3 separate regions of the Mus musculus genome follow, and all the other regions are linked to region 2. The links are chromatin loops, found by intact Hi-C in ENCODE. Cell type or tissue: heart. All regions are shown on one strand. Links, peaks and the distances in the headings refer to the core of each region. The heading gives the core; the rest is flanking DNA.

What was found. A loop is a pair of places that touch in the nucleus more often than their neighbours do. Peaks named below come from ENCODE experiments on the same cell type or tissue, not always from the same donor. Only the 100,000 strongest peaks of a DNase experiment are listed, where the experiment ranks them.
Region 1: it touches region 2 in a loop (4-fold over the local background); 2 of 42 quality-filtered maps call a loop at or near these places.
Region 3: a loop joins it to region 2, with 3 times the contacts of the local background. A loop is called at or near these places in 2 of 42 quality-filtered maps.

Annotation. Positions count from the first base shown.
Region 1 is chr7:4,787,058-4,792,489 of GRCm38, reverse strand. It overlaps Tmem238 (transmembrane protein 238), which reads left to right and starts at 2,930. Exons shown (of 2, transcript NM_029384.1): 1 at 2,930-3,485. The coding sequence starts at 2,948. The coding sequence ends at 3,478. In heart, for the core only: a CTCF peak has its summit at 3,312; DNase peaks (open chromatin) are centred at 2,889 and 3,269; H3K4me3 peaks cover 2,019 bases; H3K27ac peaks cover 2,050 bases; H3K27me3 peaks cover 440 bases.
Region 2 is chr7:4,146,616-4,152,047 of GRCm38, reverse strand. It overlaps Leng8 (leukocyte receptor cluster (LRC) member 8), which reads right to left. Exons shown (of 16, transcript NM_001374609.1): 16 at 3,875-5,107. The coding sequence ends at 4,945. Leng9 (leukocyte receptor cluster (LRC) member 9) reads left to right here and starts at 2,176. Exons shown (of 1, transcript NM_175529.3): 1 at 2,176-3,865. The coding sequence starts at 2,373. The coding sequence ends at 3,830. Cdc42ep5 (CDC42 effector protein (Rho GTPase binding) 5) reads left to right here. Exons shown (of 3, transcript NM_021454.4): 3 at 261-788. The coding sequence starts at 261. The coding sequence ends at 713. In heart, for the core only: no CTCF peak of the experiment used is centred there; DNase peaks (open chromatin) are centred at 1,067, 1,787, 2,207, 2,617 and 4 weaker places; H3K4me3 peaks cover 3,431 bases; H3K27ac peaks cover 1,479 bases; H3K27me3 peaks cover 1,022 bases.
Region 3 is chr7:4,804,620-4,809,967 of GRCm38, reverse strand. It overlaps Ube2s (ubiquitin-conjugating enzyme E2S), which reads left to right. Exons shown (of 4, transcript NM_133777.2): 4 at 1,484-1,954. The coding sequence ends at 1,813. Among named protein-coding and RNA genes, the nearest start is that of Ube2s, 5.0 kb to the left of the region's middle. In heart, for the core only: a CTCF peak has its summit at 3,085 (motif pointing right); no DNase peak of the experiment used is centred there; H3K4me3 peaks cover 388 bases; H3K27ac peaks cover 412 bases.

The DNA of each region.
Region 1 (5,432 bases), core at 219-5,218, 640 kb before region 2:
TTTATTTTTCCCGGGCGTGGTGGCGCACGCCTTTGTTGGATACTCTGAAACTAAAGTTACAGATAGTGCCTACTGAGAATTGAACCACTGTTGTCTGGAAGAGCAGCCAGTGCTCTGAGCCGTCTCTCTCTCCAGTCCCAACTTATTTTTTTTTTTTTTTTTGTAATATGTATGAGGGCTTTCTTAATTTCTTAATTTCCTTTCTTTTTAAGCCTGGATATATATATGAATGCTATGTGCCTGCCTGGTGCCTGGATTCAATTAGACAGTTTTTGAGCCACCATGTGGGTGCTGGGAATAGAACCTGGGTCCTCTGGAAGAGCAGCCAAAACTCTTAACCACTAAGTCATCTCTGCAACTCCTTTTTGTTTTGTTTTTTTGTTTTGTTTTGTTTTGTTTTGTTTTTGTTTTTTTGAGACAGGGTTTCTCTGTGTAGCCCTGGCTCTCCCTGAACTCATTTTGTAGACCAGGCTGGCCTCCAACTCAGAAATCCTCCTGCCTCTGCCTCCCGAGCGCTGGGATTAAAGGCGTGCGCCATCACGCCTGGCTTCAGATTTATTAATTTTAATTATGATGTATGTGGGTGTTGTGTTAACATGTAAAATGCAAAGTCCAAAAGAAACCGTTGATCCTGAGAAACTAGAGTTTCAGGCAGCTGTGAGCTGCCTCATATGAGCTGGTAACCAAACCCAGGTGCTCTGCGAGAGCAGCAAGTGCTCTTAATCACTGAGTCCTCAAGACTTGTTGTTTAAATGGATGCATGAACTATTTTAAAGATTTGCTCTGGCGTGAAGTCTTCAGATGGCAGATGGTTCCATTACTCTTCTTGACCGTGTCCCACACAAACACCAGTGCCCAATGAACCATTTTCAGACCTCTCTAAAAATGTACTGCTGCAGTGTTAAATACCTATTCTTTCATGCCTGGTTCTGTCTATGCAGAAACATTCCATGTCTGTCCTCAGCAATACCTGGCCAATCCCGGCAGCTTTTCTTTATAAGTACACTGTAGCTGTCTTCAGACACGAGAAGAGGGCATGCGATCTCATTACAGATGGTTGTGAGCCACCATGTGGTTGCTGGGAACTGAACTCAGGACCTCTGAAAGAGCAATCAGTGCTCTTAACCGCTGAACCATCTCTCCAGCCCACCACAGTCATTCTTAATGTTTTATTAGCATTTAATCATGCATAAAGTAGGTTTACATAACATTTTTGTATGTGTATATAATGTTTTGGGCCATACTCACATACACTCCCACTGCAGCTAGTCTGTGTGTGTGTGTGTGTGTGTGTGTCCAAGTGTGTTTCCTTTATGCTATTCACAGGCTCACGGATGGTTTGTTTGCAGGCTACCAATGGCAGCATCACGGTGGAAAATGTGATTTTTCTCCTCCATCATCCTCAGTTTTCTCCAACTCTGAAACTAGATAGAGTCTTGGGAGAACTAGTTCTGTTCAGAACTGTCTCGAGGTTTCCCACCCCAGGGAGAATGAACTCATTTAAGGGGTAGATGTGTGGAAGATCAGGACTTCCCTATAATAGCTGTTGGGTCCTCCTAGTGTGGACCATGGCTTGGCCCAACCATTTGCCTGTGCCATGATGCCTCTCAGTTCCAGAGTGACCTGGCCATACCCATTAAATTCTCTCTAAGTTGGAGCTGGTGAGATGGCTCAGTGGGGAAGAACACTGACTGTTCTTCTGAAGGTCCTGAGTTCAAATTCCAAACAGCCACATGGTGGCTCACAATCATCCCTAACGGAATCTGATGCTTCTGATGTGTCTGTTTTGTTGTTGTTTTTTTTGTTTGTTTGTTTGGTTTTTTTTTTGTTTTTGTTTTTTTTTTTTTTTTTCGAGACAGGGTTTCTCTGTGTAGCCCTGGCTGTCCTGGAACTCACTCTGTAGACCAGGCTGGCCTCGAACTCAGAAATCCGCCTGCCTCTGCCTCCCGAGTGCTGGGATTAAAGGCGTGCGCCACCACGCCCGGCTTCTGATGTGTCTGAAGGCAGCTACAGTGTACTTACATATAACAATAAATATATCTTTAAAAAATAATAGCAAAAAGGCCACAGTTTTGGTTTGGTTTGACTTGAGTCAGGATCTCTCTGTGTGGCCCTGGCTGTCCTGGAACTCATTCTATAGACCAGGCTGGCCTCGAAATCAAGAGATCTGCCTCTCAAGTGCTGGGACTAAGGGCATGGGTCACCACTGTCAGGCTAAAGCTACAATTTCTATGCCATCTCCTCAGGGACACCTTTCCTGAGCACTTCGGGAATTGTGGCTAGGAACAGGAAGGCAGGTCTTGTCAGGCTAACATCTGAGCACTAACAGAGCCCTGAGCTCAGTATATTGTGTACACAAGGTGTCAGCTGGCACCTGGGAGATGGGTTCATTGTATTCCCAGGTTGGGTTAACAAGGCCCTACACTCACAAGAGATCTCAAAAGACAAGCATGGAGACAGCTTCAGGGCTCTGGCTGCTGATTCTGTGCTCCAGAGAATGTTGTTGTTGCTGTTGTTGGATTTTATGCTGTGCAGGGCATGAAATCAAGAACTTCGAGCATGGTAGGCAAGCACTCCACCAAGCGAGCTACATACCAACATGCCCGGTTTTTTGTTTCTGATCCCCATTTTGTTTCACTATGGACTTGGTGGTACAGGTAGCCCTCGGGAGACGGGCACTAAGTAGAAACACTATCTAGCTACATTATGCCACCCTGAAATTTGGCCCTAGTCATCTGGCACTGCTTAATGGACAGGGTCGTGCGCCGCTGATCCTCCCAGACCTTTGAGCTACACAAGAGACTCATTCGGGCCACCAGGTCCAGGCTGTGAGCTCAGGTGACCATGCAGGCACTGGGCACACCTGGCGCCGGGCCCTAACTCCGCCCCGGGAAGCCGCACCCCGGGACGCTGTCGGGGAGCAGGCGGCGGCGGGCCACCGAGGGCCATGGCGGCAGCGTCACCGGTGTGCGGCTCGCAGGCGTCCGCGGTCGGCGCCTCGTCCCCACCCGCGCCCGCACCGGCTCCAGCGGCCGGCTTGGGCCGCTGCCGCATGGCGCTGCTGCTGGCCGTGGCCTTGGACGTGGCGGGCATGGCGGCGCTGCTGACCGGCGTGTTCGCGCAGCTGCAGGTGCGCGGCCGCGACTTCGGGGACCTGCTCATCTACTCTGGGGCGCTGCTGGTGTTCTTGAGCCTGCTGGGCTGGATTCTCTGGTACACCGGCAACATCGAGATCTCGCGCCAGGAGCTGGAGCGTGACTACGGCCTACGACCCTCGGCGATTGCCCGCCTGGCGCGCAAGCTGTCCCGTCGCTGGTCGGCGCCCGCCACCGCCAGTCCCCGGACCACAGCCGGTCTCCGCTCAGCACGCAGAGCGAACCGCGCGCCCCAGCCCTCCTCCTCCGGCTCCCGCCGCGTGCGCCTGCAGCTCGCCACGCTTGAGGCGGGGTCCGTGGCGGCAGGCACGGGCAGCGAGTGAGCCCCAGGTGAGGACACCAGAAAGAATGAGATGTGGTGGGGAGACGGACATGTCGCTGGAAGGGGAAACTGCAGGAGAGTGAGTCAGAGATAGCAGAGACTCGGAAGGATGGGTGGGACAAAGTTGGGAGTCACAGCACGCCCTCCTCCTTTTGCTCCACGTGCACCAGGCCTCATGCCATCCTCCCTGTAGCCAGTTCTCTGAGCTCATTACTGTTACTGTACAAGAAGCTCCGAAAGTAGGTGACACTCTTGTCCGGACCACACAAATGTACAAATGAAAGAGTGCCATTCATCCAGACAGGCGGTCCTAATGTGAAGTCAGAGGCAAAGAAGAACCAGTGGGCACAGAGAGGGAAAGCACCCTTGTTCCTTTCCCTTTCTCTGATATTTAAGACAGGGCTTCACGGCTGTCCTGGAACTTGATATGTAGACCAGGCTGCCCTTGAACTGAGATCAGCTTGTGTCTGCCTCCGGAGTGCTGGAATTAAAGGCATGTGCCACCACTCTTGGCCCTTTATTAGTGTGTGTGTGTGCGTGCGTGTGCGTGTGCGCGCATTTGTGACACAATGTTTGTGTTGCATCTATTCTCTTTCCAGCATGTAGGCTTTGGAGATCAAACTCAGGTCAGCAGTTTGGTGGCAAGCACCTTTACCCAATGCGCCATTTTTTTTTTTTTGAGACCCCTGTATTTTCTTTCTTAAATTCTCTCCAGCTTTCCTGCTTCTTTCTTGCCATCTCATCAAACCCAGGCCATTGACTGATGTGTAAAACCTCTGCTTTTATTTTTATTTATTTATTGATTTATTTATTTATTGGTTTTTCAAGACCGGGTTTCTCTGTATAGTCCTGGCTGTCCTGGAACTCACTTTGTAGACCAGGCTGGCCTCGAACTCAGAAATCCGCCTGCCTCTGCCTCCCAAGTGCTGGGATTAAAGGCGTGTGCCACCACGCCCATCTTTAAACCTCTGTTTTTAAGTTCTTTTCCCCAAATTTTATTTGTATTTAATTCAGGCCAAAGACGGACAGATGTCCCCCATAATGAGGAGGGCCATTGCTATCTGCAGTCCAACCAGAAAACTTCCAGAATGCTCTTTAGGCACCAGCGCACTCCTCTGAGTATTCATATTGTCTGAGCCCATTCCTATCGCTGTTTGACTAGCCATATGGTATATCTCTGTGGGAGCTGGTTACCACATCTGACAGAGCCCCAGACAGGTAAAGCTGGGGTCTCTGGTGTCTTTGTTTCTAACAGTACCCAGCAAAAAGTGTGGCTCAGGAAAGGGTGATAATGGATAGGATGCGGATCCCTAAGTAGATGGGATAAATGTATTACACACGGATTGATGGACAAATGGGTCCGTTTTAGTTGATAGACGGGTGGGTGGAGAGCTGGTGAGTTAGTTGGCTGATGGATGGATTGGTAAATGGTTTGTAGAAGAGCGTGCTGGTGAATTGGGTGAGTGGGAGCAGATAGAATGAATGAACTGGTGGATGGCTGAGATGGTTTGACAGGACTAGTGGGTGGACAGTGAGTCTTTGCTTTGTTTCTGAGACAGAGTCTTGCTGCGTGTCCCCAGGTCCACCTTGAACACAGTCCTCCTGGTTCGGCGTCAGATTAGTTGTTTACTAAATGTAGTGGATGAATTGGTGGGTGAATTCATAGGGTTAGAAGAAGAGAGGCATAAATGGACAGTTAGATGGATAGTTTGGGCAGGTAGATATGCAAATAAATGGATGGCTTTGATTTTGGATGGATGGGAATGACTGAATCCACTTCCTAGGTGGGATTTCTGTAAAAGGATTAAACTCTAAAACTGTGGTGTGTGTGTGTGTGTGTGCGTGTGTGTACATTTGTATAGAGGTCAGAGGATTAATTTTTGTGTCATTCCTCAGGAACTAGCAATCTTGCTTTTTGAGACAGGATCTCTGGTTGGCCTGGAGCTCACTGATTA
Region 2 (5,432 bases), core at 173-5,172:
AGGGTGATAAAGAGTGAAAAAACAACCACAAAGTAGCAAAGATCAGGTACAGTTATGGGCGTGTTAAACTAAGTATGTCACTGAGTTCAGCAGGAGGGACCTTGAGAACCTCCCAGTCTGCTTCCTCATTTGTTAACTGGGAATAATAGTTCTTCCATAGCCCTGTTTTATGAGAGCATTCTGTGGCTGACTATGTAGGATAGGGATACAGAGTTGGGGCTCCCGGATGAGGCAGCTCTGATATGCCTATGTCCCCACAGATGCCGGTAATGAAGCAGCTGGGCCCTGCACAACCCAAGAAGCGGCTGGATCGCGGAGCACTCTCGATCTCAGCACCCCTCGGAGACTTCAGGCACACATTGCACGTGGGACGCGGTGGCGACGCCTTCGGGGACACCTCATTCCTGAGTCGCCACGGGGGCGGTCCGCCTCCCGAGCCTGGAGCCCCACCGGTTGTGGCCCCACATTCTGTCGCTCCACCTGCAGCCCCACAGCCCCCTGTGGCTGTGCCTTCACCTGCGGACCCGCTGCTGTCTTTCCACCTGGACCTGGGCCCCTCTATGCTGGACGCGGTGTTAGGCGTCATGGACGCGGAGCGCAGCGAGACAACAGCCACCAAGCCCGATGGGGATGCCCACCCTAGAGTGCAGCACCCCAAGACCCGCTGCTGCTCAAATGCTGACCTCCAGCTGGACGACGTCATCGGTCTGTAGTGTCATAATTCCCTCAACCCCTCCCTCCCAGCACTCCACTTTTGTACACATAAATGGCTGAGGTTTGTGCCATGGACTGTCTATTCACTTTACGCGGGAAAGGGTACAGAAGCAGTAGGGTGGTGCCACTTCTAGTTGGGGTGCCACCAACTAGAAGTCAAGTTGTCAGTGATGCTCCTTTAAGAGTTTGAATACGTATTCATGTAATGCCCCTCCCCAAAGGCGGAGTCTCTACCACAGTCCTATTCATCCCTCAAACCTTGACCGATCCTCACTACCACCTGGATAAAGTCCAACACCCGTGACAGCTGCTATCTGGCATAAAGAGTCACAGTCGCCTGGCCATCCACTTCCCTCCAGGTGCACTCTGACTGGGCGGCGCTTCCCTGCAAAGGGAAGCGGTTGGCGAGCCTTTGGAGCCACGAGGGTGTGGTTCCCGTGGGAAGGGCTTCAGGTCCCACCAACTGTGTGTCGCCCTGCGGGAGGCTGTTGCGTTACAAATCTGGGCACAAAGTTCAGCCTGAGACGTCCAGATATTTTAACATCTAGAGGTGCAGGACTGCCCGAACCTATATCGGGAGGGGGGTGAAGCAAAATTCTCAAAGGTTTTCAGAGGGGAGGAACAATTAGAATTAGTCTCTGGGTTTGTTTTGGGACGGGGCTATCTTAGGTCCCTAGAGGGATAAGACCAATTTAAATTAACCGAACCAGAGGTAGAGTAAGGGTTTTTATAGTTTCCAAAAGGGTGGGTCGTATATTTCAAACGTTAGGCTGGTGACAGGAGTAAAACCCGACCTCTACAAGGAGGCACAGGAGAAACCATTTCACCATGGTTGAGTCCAGGATAAGACCAATGAGGGGCGGAGCATGTGTAAAACAATCAGGTGGAGTGAGGCCAAGGTAAAGGGGTGAGGCTCCCAGGAAAGACATTTATAAATAACTTGACAGAGGCAGAACCAGGAGTCACTTTATTCGTTATGAGGTGTGGCATGTAAGATAATCAATTGCATGGGAGCTGGCTACAAACTTTAAAGACGGTTGGGGGCGGGGCCAAGACCGCTGAGTCCCACTCCTCTCCTCCCAACGAAGCTGCGGTGTTCAGGTAAATCAGTTGCTGCCCTGCCAGGCTCCCTAGAGGTCTCGAGAGGCTGAGCAGATGCAAAGTATCTGGAGGCGGCCGGAGGGGTTGTCTAAGCCCTACCCCCACCCAGGCTGCGGAGTATATGTAAATCGGATGCGGAGAAGCCTTTCTTGGGGCCCTGACAGCGGTGGGGCACTTGTCAAGTATTTGCTAAACTGTCTCGCTAAAGTCCCCAAAGGGAGAAGTTGTATGGAATAAGACGTGACTCCCTGGATGTCCAGAGAGAAGCTTGACGCACACATAAATTGGCTGGTTGGGCGGGGCCAGGCTCTTTAAGACTCCCTGAGGGGCTGGACATATGTAAATCATTTCAGGCGGGGCAAGAGGGGGTTCCCAGTGGCTTACAAACCCGGTACGCGTAAATAAACTGGACTTGAAATTAGAGCTCCAGAGCCCGTGTTACATTCTGACGCCCTGCCTGGTCCTTTGGCCTCCTTCCACCTGAGGCGGGAGGGGTTCCTGGCGTCACAGTTGGAGATCAACGCTGCAGACAGAGACCGCTTAGTGCGTGAAGGCCCATGGAGGCCTCGGCCGATTCCTCTGAGGCCCCCGCGGTCTGCCGCTTCTTCCTAGAGGGCCGCTGTCGCTTCGGTGCGCGCTGCCGTCAGCCACATCCCGGGGCCCCGGCGCCGTCCCCGGTGGTTACGCAACCGGAGGCTGGGTCCAAGAAGCCGGCTCTGCGTACTGCTGCTGACGTCATCCGACGCATCCGCTGGGACCCGCGCCTGGACCCTGCTGACTTTTCGGTGGGCTACACCGACCGCTTCCTGGGAGTGCAGGAAGAGCCATTCTGCGCCTTCTGCTGGGACGAGCCGCTGGCAGCGCTCGGACCTGGCGTGTTGGCAGTGCCGCAGCACCGCATACGCTACTTCCGCTTCCGCGGCCGCCTGGTATGGGACCGTGCCTCCCGTACTGACCTCATTTTTGGATCGGGCTCTGTGGCTGGTCGGGGACCCACTATCCTTGATGCGCTGGACGGCGGGGACGAGCATTGGACAGAGGTCACGGCAGAAATTCCCGACACAGAGAAAACAGGGGTGGGTTTAGAGGGTCTGGATACCCAGGATGCCCTTGCAGAGGCGGGTGGAAACCCGACCGGAACAGGTCTTGATTCGGGCCTGGAGACACACGAAGAGGGTGGGGCAATCAAAGAGACCAGAACTGGGCTTGATTCCAGCCTGGAGACACCTGAAGTGGATGGGCCAACCAAAGAGACCGGGCTGAATGGGACCACTGAGTTAGAAATGCCAGACCCAAGCATGAACTTCTCAGGAGTGAAGATCAGCTCAGTAGAGGAGCCCAGAGCTACATTGCTTCCACAGTGGCAGGCGCAGGGCATGGAAACGAAAGGGCTTTCTGCTGAAGAGATGGGAAATGTGTGGGATCCAGGTGTTTGGCCTGACGACAGAAGGGCCCCTCGCCAGCCCCGGCCCACACATTTTGTGGCACTGATGGTGACAGAGTCTGGGCTTAGGGCTGAGGTGGTCAAGGCCCAAGAGCATCTGGTCCGGATTGCCCCTTCTTGTGCTGAGTTCCTGGTACCAGCACAGGCCCTGCACTTGACAGTGGTCTTGCTAAGGCTGACAGGCCCTGGGGAGGAGGCTGCAGCAGCTAGAGCTCTTCGGAGAGCCATCTTGAAACCAGGGCTTCAGGCACCCTCCCAGCTACAGTTCAGGGACTTGGTTCTTCTGGGCCATCATGTGCTCTGTGCCACACCCTCCCCCACACTGACAGGTATGGCCCAAACACTGAATCAGAGGCTAGAGGCCGAAGGGCTTAGAGTGGTGCTGCTGCCAGAACTACAACCGCACCTCACCCTGGCTAAGGTACCACATGGAACCCAGGTCTGCCTCCCTAAGCCTGAGTACACCCTGAACCAGGAGCTAGGAAGGCAGCCCCTAAGTAAACTCTGGCTTTGCCGCATGGGTAGAGCAGGGCATAGCTATCTTCCCTTGGTAGAAATTTCCCTGAAATGACCGAGGTTTCATATTTCGGATAAAACAGGCCAAGCAGAAACAGGTTCTCGCTCTCTCTCTTTAATTTTGGTTTCAAGCTTCCAAAATGTACTGTACTCAATGCTCAAGGAGAATGAAGGAAGGGAGGGGAGAGGGAGGGAGGGAGGCAGGGAGGCATCTGGGAAAAAGCAGCCTGACAGTCCAGCTGTTTGCAACCTCATAGCACATCCTCCAGTTACATGGCAGAAGGGGGAGGGGTAAAAAGAAAAGGGGAGAAGGAAGAAAAGTAACTTAAATAAACACACACACAGAGAAAAGAGAAGGAAACATGACGTGAGTTGGTGATCCATGAAGGCAGAGGGGAGGAAAGAAGGGAGGGTAACCATTTTACCTGTGTTGAACCAGGGAGTGGGAAGGGAAGAGGCAGGAGGGAAAGAAAAAAAAAAAATCAGAAGAAACATTGGGGCAGAGGGAGGAAGGGACACGGAGACAACTTAATACAACTTGAGTAAGACGAGGCAGCCCGGCCGGCATGGTCCCGCGAAGGCCTTGGAGTCCTCAGTGCGGTGTGGCGCTGGTCTGGTTGTGTCGGTGGTGCTGGCTGGAGTTTCTGGGGTGAGGAGCTGAAGGTGGGGCATAGTCTTTAAGTGGCTTCCCTCACCCCAAACACTGAGGCCCCAACGGCTGGGCAGCAAGAGTCTATGAAGAGGCAGCCGAGGCAATGGGTGTGGCCGGCTGGTGCCCCACTGCAGCGGGTGCGGCCTGGACAGCCTGTCTTCTTTCTGCTGGCCCCAGCGTGGGATGGGCCGACGCAGAGTCAGGCGCTGGACTACGAGCTCGAGAGAGAGAGAGAAAACACTGAGACAGCGTTAGTGGAGGTGACAGGTGCACACAGAACCTGTAGCCCCGCCCCACCCTGCTCCACTATACACTCCCAATTATCCCCTCTGAGACAAAAAATAAAAATGTAGAAAAAAATCTCTGTACAGGTCCCCGGTGGGAAACGGGGGCAGGGATGCTGGCTCTTCCTGGAGCCTACTCCCCACAAATTTTTACAACCCATGTCCATGGCTCAAAAAATGTGAAAAGGCGGCGCTGGGCCACAGCCCTGCTCCCGCCCGTGCTCGATGGGTGCTTAGAAGGCTGGCAGCTGCGCCAGGCTGAGGCGGCAGTCCACGCTGGAGTTGTCCGGGCCCGTGTAGGACAGGCCCAAGGGCTCTAGGAAGGCCCGGCAGGCGGCCTCGCCCTCGAAGGCCAACTCGGCCTGCAGGTAGGAGACGGGCAGCGCAGGGCGGAAGCTATGGAGACAAGAGGAGAAAATGATGAGGCAAACAGACAAGGGAGGGCCCAAGAACAAGGAGCAATGCTCCCCATCTGGGCTTGTATTTTCCTCAGCAAGGAACCTGCTGGCTTCTGCAGCCCCTCCCGACCTCCCCATTTTCAGGGGCTTGGGGGGGCAAGGGATGGGGTTGGTAGCCCCAGTGCCCAGCTGTGCCCCCCCTCGCCCACACTTACCTGTTCAGGAAGGAGGGGGCAGGAGGGAAAGGGCCCAGCTTGGCTCCTCTGCTGACTGAGGAGCTGGAGCCAGACAGAGTAAGTGGTACATGGGCTCAGAGGGTAGGG
Region 3 (5,348 bases), core at 1-5,000, 660 kb before region 2:
TTCCTGTACTAATGTTTTTAACTTGGGGGGTATTACACTGCCTGAGACAGTTTTGGGGACACTATTCAGCATCGTCTGTGTACAAGACTGGACCACAGTTCTCCTTAGTCAGTTGAGGTGGAGGTAACTGATCGAGGAGGCTCCAAGGTCTCTAAAGGCCACTTAAAGTAGTTAGGTCACCTGGTGCCTCCTTTGCACTTTTTCCCCCCTAATGAGCCTCTAGAGCTGATGGTTGTGAAGATAGAGAATTGGGGTTTCCTTCAGGGCACTTGGGAAGGATTAACCTCTAAGGTAAACAACCCCAAAAATCTTTCCTGTTTTGCCTTCCTTTCTGTATGTTGGTTGAGCTTGTTTCTATCCAAAGCACTGGAAATGCTAGATGGCTATTGGCTCTGCTTTGGGGCCTGTTAAAAGAGGGACATCCAGGCCTCCAATTTGGAGGTACAGTAGTAAAAGTTGAGGAGATAGTCCATATTCATTTTCAGCATTGGTAACATCTGCCGGTTCAGGTCAGAAACTCAGAGAAGTGCCTACAACCAACCAACTTAGCTCAGGACTGTTTAATTCATGGAACCTTCTGAACTAACATTTAGAATGAACTGGATTGGATAGTGTACTGGCTAGGTTTGTGTCAACTTGACACAGCTGGAGTTATCACAAAGAAAGGAGCTTCAGTTGGGGAAGTGCATCCATGAGATCCAACTGTAAGGCATTTTCTCAATTAGTGATCAAGGGGAAAGGGCCCCTTGTGGGTGGTGCCATCTCTGGGCTGGTAGTCTCAGTTCAGTTCTGAGAGCAGGCTGAGCAAGCCAGGGGAAGCAAGCCAGTAAGGAACATCTCTCCATGGCCTCTGCATCAGCTCCTGCTTTCTGACCTACTTGAGTTCCAGTCCTGACTTCCTTTGGTAATGAACAGCAATGTGGAAGTGTAAGCTGAATAAACCCTTTCCTCCCCAACTTGCTTCTTGGTCATAATGTTTGTGCAGTAATAGAAATCCTGACTAAGACAGATGGATATATATAATCATTTAAGGCCTGTGATCAGTGGCTCCAAACTTGGCATTCACTTTTAGTTTTCTGTATCTTGTATAGTAGTATAAAACACATAGGAAAACCAAATACAAGTTCTCTAATGCTAAATGCCCTTGAGTAATTTCTCACCTGATTAGGAAGGACCTCTGAACTTATGTTCACCTGTAGAAACAAGGTCAAAGCTACATTAGCTACAGAAAACTGGTTGGAGCAGATAATGAGCTTCCTTAGGAAAGGGCCTCTGGCAACATCAGGCTGCACTTACATGGCATTGGTCCCTTGAAGTGTTTGTAGTAACAGGAAAGCAGCCTTTGAGGGTGACTTTAAATGAATAAGGATGCTAGCAGGCTGGTCCTGATCTGAGGGAGCTGATTTGGGGGTGAAAAGAAGAGCCAGTGTGGTGACCATTAAAGCTAGACAAGCCTCCCTGACCTTAGACCCTTTCTTCACAGACCATCAAGTGCCTGCTGATCCACCCTAACCCAGAGTCTGCACTCAATGAGGAGGCAGGCCGCCTGCTTTTGGAGAATTATGAAGAGTATGCTGCCCGGGCCCGTCTGCTCACAGAAATCCATGGGGGTGCATGCAGCACCAGCAGCGGGAGGGCTGAGGCTACCCAAGACCTGGCCAGTGGGGCTTCAGCCTCCTCTGCTGACCCTATGATCCCAGGGGTCCTAGGGGGAGCTGAGGGTCCCATGGCCAAGAAACATGCAGGTGAGCGAGATAAGAAGCTGGCAGCCAAGAAAAAGTTGGACAAGAAGCGAGCACTGAGGCGACTGTAGTGGGGCTCTTTCTCCTTCCCTCCCTTCTGTCCCCTCCCACTCTGTCTCTAAGTTATTTAAATTATGGCTGGGGTGGGGGAGGGAGTTGGGGGGGGCACCAGAACCTGGATTTGGTTTTCTAAATAAAAAGTTGGAAAAGCAGTTTCTATGCCTGAAGTGTCTAGAACCTCTGCCTGTATTGTGGCTTAGGGTAGCTGGCATTCTTCTGTACCAAGTCTGACTTGCTCCAATTAGGATCTGAGTCACCTTTGCCCTGTGGAGTGGGGCTTAGAGTCTTAAGCTGGAGCAGAAACCCACTGTCTATTCCTCTAGACCAGTGGCTCTAACTGTAATTTTGTTGCTATGAAATATTTTTGGAGACAAGTTTGCCTAAAGGTCAAAGAGCCTTAGGTTTAAGAAGTGTTGCTCTAGAACTGTCTTCAGTAATCTGGTCCTGAATTGGGGCAAGGTTACATCTCATCTCAGCTCTGACTTTAAATTCCCTCCTCCCTGTTTGATTGTTTTGTTTTAAACTGTAAAAGCCTTGAAAGACATGCATAAGTTTTGTTTCCTTAGGGATCAACAGGGCAAAATGAAGTGTCTACTGGCCTTCTTGAGAGGTTAGCCTATGGCAATATTTTTTTATTGTTTTTCTTTTGGCCCAGAACTTGAGTATATAGGTCAGGTTGGCCTTGACCTCAGAGACCTGCTTTGGCTCTGCCTTTGGTTGCTGAGATTAAAGGCATGCTCCACTATGCCCATTTAAATACAGTTCATGTAGCACTCTTGTAGGAGCCTACCCTACCACATTGGCCTATCAGGACTGAATAAGGTTCTTGCCTCTTGTTATGTCAAAATTCCAGATACTGAGAGGCTAGGGAAATGACTCAGAAGGTAAGAGCTGTTGGCTCTGGCAAAGGACCTGGGTTTGATTGTCAGCACCCATATAACAGTTTACAACTAACTGTAACTTCAGTTTCAGGAACTCCAGCCACCTCTTCTGACCTTCATCAACACTAGGCACATAGATGGTGCACAGGACATACAACCAATTGAAACATGTGAACATTTAAAAAAAAAAAAGCCGGGCGTGGTGGCGCACGCCTTTAATCCCAGCACGAGAGCCAATTCCAGGGCAGGCAGAGCTACACAGAGAAAACAGAAAATTGTTTACAAAGCTAGTTGTGGACCAACAAGATAGCTTAGTGAAAGCAGGGCGTGGTGTCTAATGGGAGTGATAACTTGTCTTGAGTTCTGTTGTAAACTAAGTGGAAGAGATTCTAGGTCTGTGCACCAGAGGGCAGTATATGCTTTCTGTTAATGTCCTTAGGTTATTTGAACCAGCTTTGTCATTAAGGGTGTGTGTGTAGAGATAGGTCAAGTGTTGAAGAGTATATGGCGCTCTTTTCAGAGGTACTAGGTTCCTAGCACAACAACTGCCTAAAATACCAGCTCTAGAGGATTTAACACACACACACACACACAAAACCTTCAAAAAGGGGAGGATGGTTGAGATGGTTCATGGGTAAAGGTGTGAAGCCTGAAGCCCTGATTGAACCCACATATTTATTCAAAGGAAAAACCAGTTTCCATGAGTTGTGTTCCCAACTACAAGCAACTATATGCTATTTAAAGTTACTTTAAAGGAAGGGATATATTAAATAGTGGAGCAAGTTGTAAAAAACTTAAGTGCTGGGTATGGTAGCCCAAGCCTGTATTCCCAACTCTCAATTTTCCTGAGTCTGACACCAACCTGGGTTCCATAGTTAAGACCCTGTCTCCAAAAGAATGAAAGAATATGACCCTTAATTAAAGGGGAAGCTTGCTTTTATCTTCTATTGTCTGGGGTCTTGTCTTCGTCTTATGTAAGAAAAATAGTGAAAAACAAGAGCTTTGACCTGAGGGTTCCTACTGAGATTGAACTGGGTTTCCTACCCCAGTAATGTCCCTGGGGAGAGAGGGCCATCAGAACTAAGTCTATACCCTCTTAACCTACAGAGGTGTGACAAACCGAGCAAATCAAAGGACTTCAATGGAAACTTCTAGTTTCTTTGGGAAGTTTTGTCAAATAATGTTTTGCTGGGACACAAAAGGGTGTCTTGCTTAAAGCTGACAGATGAAAGGATGTTTTGATATAGCAAATTCATAAAAGAATATGTGATGGAGTATAAAAATATGACCCCACAGACAGTGGGAGATGAGTACTGAGCCTTGGTTTGGTTTGCTCTGCCTCGCTATTTTCCAATAAAGACACATCCATACCGGTTCACCTTAAGTGCTGGTGTTGATCCCCACCAGTGGTGATAGCATAGAGCACTGCTCCCAAGAACTACTTGCACCTTCTGAGACCTTGCCTCAGTCCAGCTAGCAAACCTTGTGGTTTCTTCAGGATTGAACCTATAGCTTCTGGTTTGTGCCTGCTGTCGACCTGCTGAGAGGACTGAACTGTAGCTGTCAGCCTAGAGGACTGGTCTGCAGCTGATGAGTAGTGATTGGGTGTTTGCTATGGGGCTGATCAAGCTTGCCCCCCCCCCCCCCCATGAAGTATTGCTGAACAAGTCCACTTCCCCCATATGCTAATAACTTTTCCACTACCTCTGCTGCGTGGTGGGCTAGAGGAGAGGTTGAACCCTTATTAAACGTAGACTGCAATCCCAGCACTTAGGAGGCAGAGGCAGGCAGATTTCTGAGTTCGAGGCCAGCCTGGTCTACAAAGTGAGTTCCAGGACAGCCAGGGCTATACAGAGAAATCCTGCCTCGAAAAAAACAAAACAAAACAAAAAGTAGACTGCAAAAAATGTATGCCTACAAAGGACTGTAAGAAAATCTTTTCAGGGGCTGTAGAGATGGCTCAGCCGTTAAGAGCGCTGTCTGCTCTTCAGGAAGTCCTGAGTTCAATTCCCAGCAACCACATGGTGGCTCACAACCATCTATAATAGAATATGATGCTCTCTTATGGTGTGTCTGAAGACATGGACAATGTACTCACACAAAATTTTTTTTTAAATCTTAAAAAATATATACCAAATTCATAGGACTGATCCAAGAAATCTCAAGCCCAAGTTTAGTGTAAAGTGTCCATAAGAGAAGCAGGCATTCTGAAAGAATACATTCAATTTAATGGGAAAAAACTGCTGCTGTGATATACCTTCTCTAAATCCCTTGGGATTTCAAGCACCCCAGGGATGTTAGGAAAATGTAGGTCTTTATATAGGATCTCACAATGTAGCCGTGGATGGCCTTCACCTTGGTAAGTCTCCCATCTTAGCACTAATATTGGGATTATATGCATGTGCCACCATGTCGTCCTGCTTCTGGGTGGGGTTCTTGGGCAATTGGCTTTTGAGACAAAGTATCACTGAAATCCTGGCTGGCCTGGAACTTGCTGTATAGACCAAGATGGCCTCAAATTCAGAGATGTACTTGACTTTGCCCAGCTGGTTGTGTTTTATATCTAATAAGCCACTAATACACTTCTTTACTGAGTTCTATGAGCTAGGACAGCAAATCACTGAGCATCAGGGTTGCTTTCTGAAGTCAGATGACCAGGCCTATG